2 separate regions of the Homo sapiens genome follow, and region 1 is linked to region 2. A link is an interaction called in ENCODE POLR2A ChIA-PET data of the cell type or tissue named here. Cell type or tissue: GM12878. All regions are shown on one strand. Each heading gives the region's core, and the rest is flanking DNA. Links, peaks and the distances in the headings are about the cores only.

Region 1 (6,657 bases), core at 1,051-5,050, 280 kb before region 2:
ATCTGCGATATGTAAGGATGAGGATCAGATTTAAAAGGGCATAGCAAACTTGGGGTTAGTTGGACAACTTCTCTTTTTCTGATAATGTCTATAAAGGTGTTTTGAACCAAGAGTACTTAAAACAAAACTTTAACATGTGTTTTGAGCCTGACTGCTGGAGGGGATGCTTGAAAAACAATGTGGATTACCTAAAAGCAGCCTCCACCTTAATCCATGTTGGCCGCTAAGTGTGGGGTTTTGTTGAAACCACTCATACCACTTAATTAGCTTGCTCAATCGTTGTTTTTAGTCTGAAAATTTTTGAAAATCCTCCCCCTGCACTAAAATTAGGGAATGGAGGAGTGGGAATAAGAGAAGCTCTAACCACGCAGGCTTGACCTTGTATAGTGGAACAGACTTTGCCTTGCACCAATGGGGATTGAAGATGGCATGACCTCTTCTCTGAACTCCATCTCATTGCCCTAATGAGGACCTGGCAGCGCCTGGGTCCGCCACTTGACTTCCAAGTCTCATGATTAGAGGCTCTTTATTTGCTCACACCTCACATACTTCAGGTTCAGGAAGTGGAGGAGGTGCCAGATCTCATTCCGCGTCCCTCCTGCCCCTTCAGAATGTATACTTCCTTGCTACCGGTACCCTCTTTCCTTTCTGCCCTCAATCCTCAGTCTGCTGGTCACACCTCATTCTCTGAGGACTTAAACATCTGTCTTCCTCTCAAGGCCAAATTCCATTGTCAAAGAGAATGAGAGGAGAATTATTTCTTCTCTACCTTCTGAACAATTGGACATTGCAAGAGAAAACCAAAGAATGAAGTTCATTGGTTTCACATAGCATTCATGATCATCAGTCTCAAAAGATGTCTAACAATCCTACCATTTTTCTCTAGAAATCTAGCCTTTCCAGTTTCAAGGTGACTATTTGTACCCAAAACACATCCTGCTTTCTTCCACTTACCTCTGGGGGCACTTTTCCCCAAACCTCACTAAGAAAATAAAAGTGGCCAGACATGTATCACCTCCATTTCCCTAATACAAAAACAACAAACCTCTCTATGTGGCACTGATCTGCTACTTGCCTCCTGTTGCAAAGCACAAAGTGCTCCTCTTCCCACCAGAGGCTAGCCTCTCTTATCTCCTCCTGTCCTCTCAAAGACTTTGATGTCTTACCGCCTTCTTTCCCTCTGATAGCTATAAATGTTTCCTTTCTACTACAATATTCTCATCAGAATGTAAATATTATGTAATGGTATTTCTCTAAAAAGCAAAACAAAAAGTTTCATCCCTTATTAACTGAACAGTCCTCCACCTGTTCTACTCTTCTTAGCCAAAATTCATAAAAAGCTCCCACATATTCTGTTTCCATGTTTTCTCCCATTTAATCCTCAACTCATTTCAGACTGACTTCCATCTCCACTTCTTAACTGAAATTGCTTTTGTTGGAGTTACCCAGGACCTGGAAATTCAAGAGATACTCTTCTTACTCAACCTTCCTCAAAATGCTTTCTTCTGTTGACTTTTCTCTCACCTAACTGTCTAATCCTGCTCAGTCCCCTAGGCTGTTTCTTCTCATTACCTCAGTATCCTAACAGTAGAGTACCCAAGGTTCAGTGCCGGACAATTTGTCTCCTCTGTCTATACACTCATCTCAAAGATTTAAATGCCATCTGACCACTCTCAAATTCATGTATCCAACCTTGATAGCTGTAATGACATCCTCACTCTAATAATAACAATAGTAAAGAACAACAAAAGTAAGTGATATGCTACATTCCAGGCCTATTTGAAGCACTTTACGTGATTGGATAATAGATACTTATCACATACTTTGAAGTAGATTCATTGTCATCCCCATTTTATAGATGGGAAAATGGAGGTATAAATACATAGTTTTGTATCTTGCAACCTACAATTGATAAGCAGTAGATTGAGAACTAAAATCTATCTACTAGACAGAAATTGTTTTATATATCCTTCCAATATAATCTTATGAGATGTTACTTTAGACAGAAATCTGAAAGCCATCTTCAGGTTCTTTGTTTCCTTTACTTTCGCATGTAATCTATTCAGAATTCCTGGTCCTTTCAGCCTCGCAGTGTATCTTGAATTCAATTGCTTCTTTCCATTTCTCCTGCCATCGCTGAGTCCAGAGTTTTTTGACCTTGGCACTGTTGACACTTTGGGCTGGATAGTTATTTGGTGTGTGTATTTTAGGATATTTAGCAGTATCCCTGGCCTCTACCTAGCTGATGTTGGTAGCATCTGTGATCATCAAAACATCTCCAGACATTGCCAAGTGTCCCCTAGGAACTGAGAATAACTAACCTAGTCTGAGACGTCATTAACTTTTGCCTGAACTACACTAATCTCTTACCTGTCCTCTTGCTTCCACTTTTATTTCTTTTTTTTAATTGTCCACAAAGCAAGCAGCAAATGGAAATAAGATTATGTTATTCCTCTATCTATCTAAAATGCCTTAATACTTTCCTATCAGATTTATTAAAAATGTAGGGAAAATACCGATTTTTACAAAGGCTTTGTGTGATCTGGCCTCTGCCAAACTCAGTCTCATCTTATAGTATCTTCCTTTTTGCTTAACCCATATGGGAGTTCTTTCAGCTCTGGAGTCAGTTGAGCTTTCTACCAACTTGTTCTTCCCTGTGGCAGAAAATCTGTCTCTTCTCCTTCTCCTCAATGTGCATGTGTGCGTGCATGAGTGCGTGCACACACACACACACACACACACACACATTCTACATACTACTTCTACCCCATCCTGCATGTCACAAAACTGGCTCCTTATCATTCTTCAGATCTCAGCTTTAACATCACCTTCATGGAGAGACTTTCTCGGATCACCCAATGCAAGTAAGTTCCCACCTGCCCTCACCCCATTATTCTCCATCATACCCAGTACCCGGTTTCCTTTTTCATACTCTTCATTGTATTTATATATGCATTTGTGCCCATTTGCATGTTTTCCATCTACCATATTAGACTGTAAGTCCCACAGGGCTTGTTCACTGTGGGGTCTCTGACAATTTGCACAGTGCCTGGTGCATAAAGGCAGTAAATCACTCATTGAAGAGGCTGCTAATTGCATGTCACTTAGAGTGGTTGAATAATTTCAAAGATTTCCCAAATCAACACCTGATGATGGAACGCAATCTTGGGAAGAATAATATGAGTAAAGGAGAGGGATTTAGCCATAATCAGGAGTTTAATCAGAGCTGACATGGTTTGTCTTGGAAAAAGGGAAATCCTTGTTGGGCTGCCACTATGCATTCTTGAGCTATGAACTGGCCAGACTTGTTATTTCTGGCTACAGTTATCCACTACTGAGTAAGTCACTGGGTAGCATGGTTTTCCCCCTTTCAGTTGGTGGTTGCAATATGGCGGAACTAACCCCATTATCAGTTCTTCTAGGCTTCACATTCAGGATGTGAGGAAACAGGAATTAAGTATAACTCCCTTGGGGCCATTTCAACAGCTGTGGTTTTTGAGGAAGTTCCTGTCTCCCAGAACCAGCTTCAGGGGAAAAGGAGATGCACAGCAAGAATCATGTTCTGTGACTTTCTCCCTGGAGATAATTCTAGAATCACCCTGATGTGTTTGTGTCTGCATGCGTATGTGCATGAACACGTGTGCAACTAGAAGTGGTCTAGTCATTTCTAAAGCTCAAAGAGTCTTTAGGCAATATTTAGCCCAACCTTCTCATTTTATAGAAGGAAATTGAGGCCGTGAGAAATCTGACTTGCCCAGTGTCACACAACTAGTTGATAGAAAAGCTGGATTTATTGACAAGTAACACTGATGTCTGAAATAAAAAAAGACAGGAAAAAAAAGAAAGAAAAGAAAACTGGATTCAGACAAAAGCCAGGTCTCTTTTGATCACACTTCCATGTCTGGAAGGTCCATTTCAAAACAGCATTTGATTGTTTTTTTCTGGTTAAAGAGGAATACGTAGGGAAGATTCACAGCTGCCATTCTGGGTGTTCTGGGTTCTGTCAAGCCTTGGAAGGATGACTTCCAGCTGCCTTTCTAAGAGGCAGCACTTGGCAGAAGCGATTGTCAGCAAAAGTCGTATATTCTAGGTGAAATCCCAGCCTTGTCCTCTGACCTCAGTTCACCCTTTAGTTTCTTTGGTTTCAGCCATGACTTATCAACCACCAGCCAGCCTGCTTGGGTTCCTCCTCCAGCCTGTCCATTTGTGGTTCCCCCTTAGTCATCTTGCCAACCCCTAGCTTGACTGTAGACCCCTTTACTAGCATAGTTCTTGCTTCTCCTGAACACACATTGGCTATTCCCAATATCTGTAGACCCAACCAACCCAACAGCTCATTGCCTAAAGGCTTACCCATCAGCACAGCACGCCCCTTTGACCACCAAGAGAATACAAAAGCCCAGGCAACTTCCATCCTCTTTGTTGGGCTCCTCTATCCTAGAAACACTGAGAAGCAGCCATCACACAGAGTACAAGGGCATTTCCCATTGCTACAATCTGTTTTCATTTTTCAGAATATTAAAATTTGTGAGCCACCTCAAATCTTTCTTGGAAGAAATAGACACATATTCCTATTTATCAGGGAATAAATAGATGTGACCACAAACAATGTATTTAATGTGACAGAATTTGCCAAAGAAAACCAAATCATGTGAGAAGGATAGACTCTACAGATCAAAACTGGATCCTTTGAGCAAAAAGGAATAGGATTTGGATACAGTTGTCTAAGGAATGAACTACAGGTTTGACTTTTTTGGACAAAACTGAAATATGTGATGGATGTTCCCTCCCCTTTCTATTTTTGGCTGTCCACCATTCTACTCCTTCTATGTGGGGAGATTTTCCTACCCTATTGTGTTTTGTGTTGGTAAAACCCAGTGCCCTATTTCCTGGTATAGAAGTTGGGAAGAGGAAACTTGTCTCTTCTCCTGAATTCTGGCAGTGTTGGTTAGTGACCTGTGCTTAGCCAATCAGATACTTGGATATGTAGGACTTGGAATCTTTTCAATGTGACACAAGGCTGCAGGTATACATGGAAATAGGATCATTGCAGCAATAGTGGCACATCAGTAATGGTGGTGACAGCAGCAGGAGATAATGGCTGTGGCACTGGCAGCATCCTCAACATGTTTTAGACATGTTCTTCTTAACACACGATCTTGATCGTGTTTGCTATTCCCTAACTCCCTAGAGCAGCTCAGCTCTTGCATTTTTCCAAGCCTCGCTCTCCTGCCTTCCTGTCTATTCTGTGAACTTCTCTGAATTCTTCCAATAGATTTATTTCCTGCTTCAGTTAATCTAGAGTTGATTTCTGTTGCTTGTGTTTAAAGAATCTAGATCATACCATGTGGGTGAGATGAATTACTCCTTCTCAGGACTCTTCTAAATGGAACCCTAGAAAGTCTCAATGGTGTACGTAAGTAACTGGTTTTAGGGAAAAAAAAAAAGGTTGGAGAGGTGCTTGTATGACCAATGCTCTTCAAGGAGATAGGAGGAATTGTGGGCATTGGTGACTGTTTATTGTCAGGTCTACAGGACTATACAAATCATATTAATTGAGTGATGAATAAAATCTTTCTTCAGAGAAAGTTTGTCTTGTCTTTGAGTTTCCTGCCCGTGTAGTGAACGTAAGTTGGAAATAATGGTACATAATACCTTTTGTTTTTATGGTGCTATTTGACTAAGTGCCCTGGAATCTCACTGAACAGCAAAAAATGCTCCTTCTTTATCTGATAAATGTCTTGAGATGCACAAGAAAATTGGATCCTGGAAGTCCTGATTCCTTAAGGTCTGCATCCTTCAAAGGTTCTGGAAAAAAGGCATCAGAAAAGGGATTGATTTGTCTCTGGTTCCTTGGATCAGAAGGACTGTCTAGCACTGGGCTTATGTAGTATTTATGGGTCAACCCTGAAACAGGCTTCTGTACTGCTGGGAAACTACCCAGAGTCAGAAGCTAGTTCCCAAATATGATGGAACACGTTGATAAAGAACCTTAGTTGATCTGCAGTGCACTATCTGGAAGCCATGTGGAGGCCACATGGAATGCAAGTCCTTCTTTGAGACCTGGTAACTCAATAAGCAAACTGCCACCAGGGGCCCCGTCCTAGCCATAGCCCCATCAGCATCATTTCAGTTGAAATGTCTCTACTTTGCTCACAGGGGACTGTCCCATATACCCTATTTTGTTGTTCATTTTGTTTTATTTCAGTGGCGTTACAATTCTCTTAGATGAGAATCCTTTGCTAAATGCTATAGACAACATTTTTTTCTAAAATCTAAACCAAGACATAGGGAAGTTCTGGAAAACAAGAAGGAATTTCCTCTTCTGGAAAATGAAGGTGTGGCGGGCCAAAAAAATCCTCAATAAATTCCTTCAGGAAGGCTGCTGCAGAACCATCAACAGCTTTGTGAAGTTTTAAAGGCAAAGGTTGCCATAATGCTTCCCGAGTCACAGAGCCATGCACATCTTGGTAGAGATAAAACCTGAGAGTGTTCTGGGGTCAGTGCTGGAAATTGACAGGGAACTGGCTCAGTCTTGTTCAAAGAGGCAGGATATGGGGGAGCATCCCAAGCTAATTCTGAGTCACCAAGAATGATTTTGCAGATGGGGAAAGATTAAAAGAATTAATCAGAGAAAAGAGAGTGTCTGCAGGTAGG
Region 2 (4,000 bases), core at 1-4,000:
ACTGCAATCTCTGCCTCCCGGGCTCAAGCAATTCTCTTGCCTCGGCCTCCCGAGTAGCTGGGATTACAGGCATGCGCCACCACACCCGGCTAATTTTTGCATTTTTAGTAGAGATGGGGTTTCACCATGTTGGCCAGGCTGGTTTTGAATTCCTAACCTCAAATGATCCCCCTGCCTCGGCCTCTCGAAGTGCTGGGATTATAGGCATGAGCCACCACGCCCAGCCAGGGTTGAATTCTTTTAAAGATTATGCACACTTGCATAAGTGGCAAAAGAAAAATACAGGGGAGGAAACAGCATTCTCAACATAAGTAGCTCTAGAGAAGGGGAAGCAGAAGCTTCTAACTTTTACTTTGTGTACTTCTATACTTTCTAAAATTTTCATAATCTGCATGTATTACTTCCACAATTTAAAAAACTACCCAAGCTCCAGATTCATCTCTTGGAGATTCTGATTGTGTAGGGTATTTGTATTTTTTTAAAAGTGCCATTGGTGGTTTAGCTTTACTGCCACGTTTGAGAACCACTGTGTATTCTAGAAGGTTGTGGGCAAGGCTAATAAAAATATGCCCATGGACAACTCAAAGACACATTTCCCAGCCTCATGCACAAAAAGGAAAGGAAGAGATAGATATAAGGAGAGAGAGAGAGAGAGAGAGGGAGGGAGAGAGAGAGAGAGAGAGAGAGAGGCGGGGGGGGGGGGTGGGGGAGAAAGGAGGACAATCCCACAGCAAAAATATATTAAGTGAGCTGGAAAAAAAGGGATGTTTAAAAAAATTAAAACCAGGAGACTCCAATCCCAAGATCCTGCCCTAAACCACCTCATAGAATCCCTGGGCCTAGACAGAGATAATTATATATTTAGAAAATTTCTACCCAGAGTTGGTCTGTTAAAATACTCTTAAGTTATCGCCTTGATAACTTAGAGGACTGGAGAAGAGAGAACATCTGAACTCTGGGTTACCTGTTGAAAGCAGGCTTGGACAAGGTTTTCAGGGAAGAGATTTCGAATAAGGTCCAGGAAGGCATCCAGGCTGGACACTTCATCATTCTTCTTCCCAGGCCCCAGCTGCTTCTTGAGCTTGGGATTGCCTGGATGGATAGCCAAGACCAGAATGACCCCCAGTACTGCAGCAATGATGGTCGTGGACATGTAATACACCATGGCTCTCGTGCCCAAGCGGCCACTAGCCTTAGCATCCAGGCCTGACAACCCTGGATTGAAAAGAAATGCAGAAGGATTAATTCTATTACGTTTGTGCTAATGACCTGTGTCTACATTTCTATGACGTTAGCTTCATATTACTCAAATGTGTTAATGGTTGATTAAATCTCCTACTGTAGTCTTCCCTCAATATCCATGAGAGGGTTGGTTCTGGGACTCCCAACAGATACCAAAATCTGAGAGTGCCCAAGTTTCTTCTGTAAAATGGTGTAGTATTTGTATATAACCTATGCACATCCTCCTGTCTACTTTAAACCACCTCTAAATTATTTACAATACCTAATACAATGTAAATGCTATGTACATAACTGTTATACTATATTTTTAACTTGCATTATTTTGTATTTTTTATTAGTTTTTTTTCTCAAATATTTTCAATCTGCACATGTGGGACTCACAGATATGCAGGGCCGACTGTATTGAATATTTGATCAATCCCATAGTTTATCATTCTATTATCCAGGGAGATTTTCAAGATTTTACAGAACTGGGAGAGTTGGAGATCCTCCTGTTTAGAGTTTACAAATGGTCTGTAACAAATTTTTTGTCAGTCTGCAATAATGAGTTAAAATAAAGTTGAAGACATCCCATTTTTAATTCTGAGATTATTCCTTTCCACTTTTTATTTTTTTTGGTCTTAACATCTCCTTTGTTTTATGAAGCGATGCTGCTGGTACATGCTAGTTTTTAACTTGTTTATTTATTTATGTTTTAATGTCCTCACTTGGAAGACTAAAAAGCTAGTAGTTCTGTGCCACACTCAAAATGTCTTTTGAATATATTACTGGTAACTGACATGGAGAGTCTGAGAATAACGATTTTGCCCAGTCCTCTCATTTCTCTGAGGTGAAGCATGAAGATCCACATTCCCAGCCTCATGCAGGGATTAGGGAACACCCCGTGAAGCACCCTGCCAATGGTGGGCACTTCATCTATACCTAGGGAGGTTAGAGGAAATTCCAAGCAAATTCACAAAAACTCCAGCCCCACTGGGTTTTTTTCCAGTTGTTTCTTGAATGTGTTCACTTCCTGGTTTCAGTTCCTGCTTTTACCAGAAAGAGAGATTGAACCCCTTTTTGGGTGTTAGTCCTTTTTGCTATGGGGGAAGAAGTTAGTGATGTGAGCTGCTCTAAATTAAGCTGACCTACGTGTGACCTACTTCTCTTTACAACCTAGTCTAATTCTAGCCGACGGGAGCTAGGTTTCCCCACCAAGTTGGCCAACGTATGACCTGTTAACAGGTGCAGAGAACATTTTCTCTGGTTTATAGAGGAGCACTGATGGTAAATGCACCCTTTCACTCAATCTAGCGCTGAATGATAAGGTCCCACTTAGCCCCTAAGTGCCTGATCCTGAGTTCCAGCATTTCAGGTACTGGGGTCACTGGTCAACCAGCTGAAGCCTCAACCCAGCTCAGCCCCTGAATCTCCTGGAGTTACCAGAGCCTCACTCACTTCTTTCATGAGGTGGCCAGTCCAGGGGAACAACTTCTCCAGATCACTTAGCTGGCTGGTACCCAAATATGGACCAAAGCTCAGCTTCCTGCCCTTAACTCAGAGTTTAGTCTCCAAAGGGCATCAATTTATACCCTGTTTGAGCAATATTATTTGGTAAGGAGGAAAATACCAGTATAAGCCCACAGAGGAAGAACAAATTCTTTCAAATAAAGTAATTAATTATTTTAGTCAAAGATAATTGATGCTGGGACTCAGGATATACACCTGTTAACAAATCATACATTGGCCAACTTGGTGGTAGTGAAAAATAAGTGAACATGATGCCACATATTAGGAGTAACTTTGTTCTGAAAAACTCAGAGGGCTTTCATACCTAGCATTTCATTTATTTTTAATGCCAATCTCCCTCAATTCCCAATTAAAATAGTAGATAATTTCCTTTTCCATCTATTACCTTTATCAGTATCTGAACAAAATATAATTTAGAAAGGGGAGAAAAGTAGACATTAAAAATTAAGGCCAGGTGCAGTGGCTCATGCCTGTAAACCCAGCACTTTGGGAGGCTGAGGCGGGTGGATCATGAGGTCAGGAGTTCGAGACCAGCTTGGCCAATATGGTGAAACCCTGTCTCTACTAAAAATACAAAAATTAGCCAGGCATGATGGCACATGCCTGTAGTCCCAGCTACTCAGGAGGCTGAGGCAGGAGAATCGCTTGAACCCACGAGGCACAGGTTGCAGTGAGCTGAGATTGCACCACCGCACTCCAGCATGGGCAACAGAGGGAGACTCCATCTCAAAAAAAAAAAAAATTTAAAACCACTAGAGGTATCATCACTTGTAACATGTGGCTGTGTTTCCTTTTCTTTTCTTTTTTTTTTTTTCTTTTTTTTGCTGGAGAGAAAGACAAATAGACTGACTAATCGATGGCAAGCTTTTATTTCTTTAGGGTTGATTATCCTCATTTCAGAGACGGGAAAACCAAAGCTCTGAAATGAAATGACATAGACGATCACATTCACTCAACCAAATTGAGATTCTACAGTTAATTAAAAGCCAGGGCAGGAGTATGACCCATGTTAGCCAGGCACTAGTGAGGTAGTCTTACCTGTGATTAAGCTGGAGATGATTAGAGGGAGAATGAGCATTTTTAGCATCCTCATGAGTATATCCCCTGGGAAGGCTATTAACATAACCACATCAGGGTGGATGGGAGATGCCAAGCGAAGAAGCCCTCCACACACTGCTCCCAGGATGACACCTAAAAGGAAGGGGAAAACAATATGAATTTATTTTTTGCCTTCGTCAAATGACTTACT

The links. Peaks named below come from ENCODE experiments on the same cell type or tissue, not always from the same donor. Only the 100,000 strongest peaks of a DNase experiment are listed, where the experiment ranks them.
Region 1: POLR2A ChIA-PET joins it to region 2 with 7 read pairs; 1 of 35 experiments calls an interaction of 5 or more read pairs at or near these places.

What each region holds. Positions count from the first base shown.
Region 1 is chr11:35,032,702-35,039,358 of GRCh38, forward strand. The region is part of intron 2 of LOC105376626 (a long non-coding RNA gene); the gene reads right to left. Among named protein-coding and RNA genes, the nearest start is that of MIR1343, 94 kb to the left of the region's middle. RefSeq lists an enhancer at 3,708-3,777. In GM12878, for the core only: no CTCF peak of the experiment used is centred there; DNase peaks (open chromatin) are centred at 3,530 and 4,156; H3K27ac peaks cover 1,493 bases.
Region 2 is chr11:35,311,234-35,315,233 of GRCh38, forward strand. SLC1A2 (solute carrier family 1 member 2) reads right to left here. Exons shown (of 11, transcript NM_004171.4): 3 at 3,790-3,942; 4 at 965-1,215. Among named protein-coding and RNA genes, the nearest start is that of SLC1A2-AS1, 31 kb to the left of the region's middle. In GM12878, for the core only: no CTCF peak of the experiment used is centred there; a DNase peak (open chromatin) is centred at 2,368; H3K4me3 peaks cover 432 bases; H3K27ac peaks cover 1,340 bases.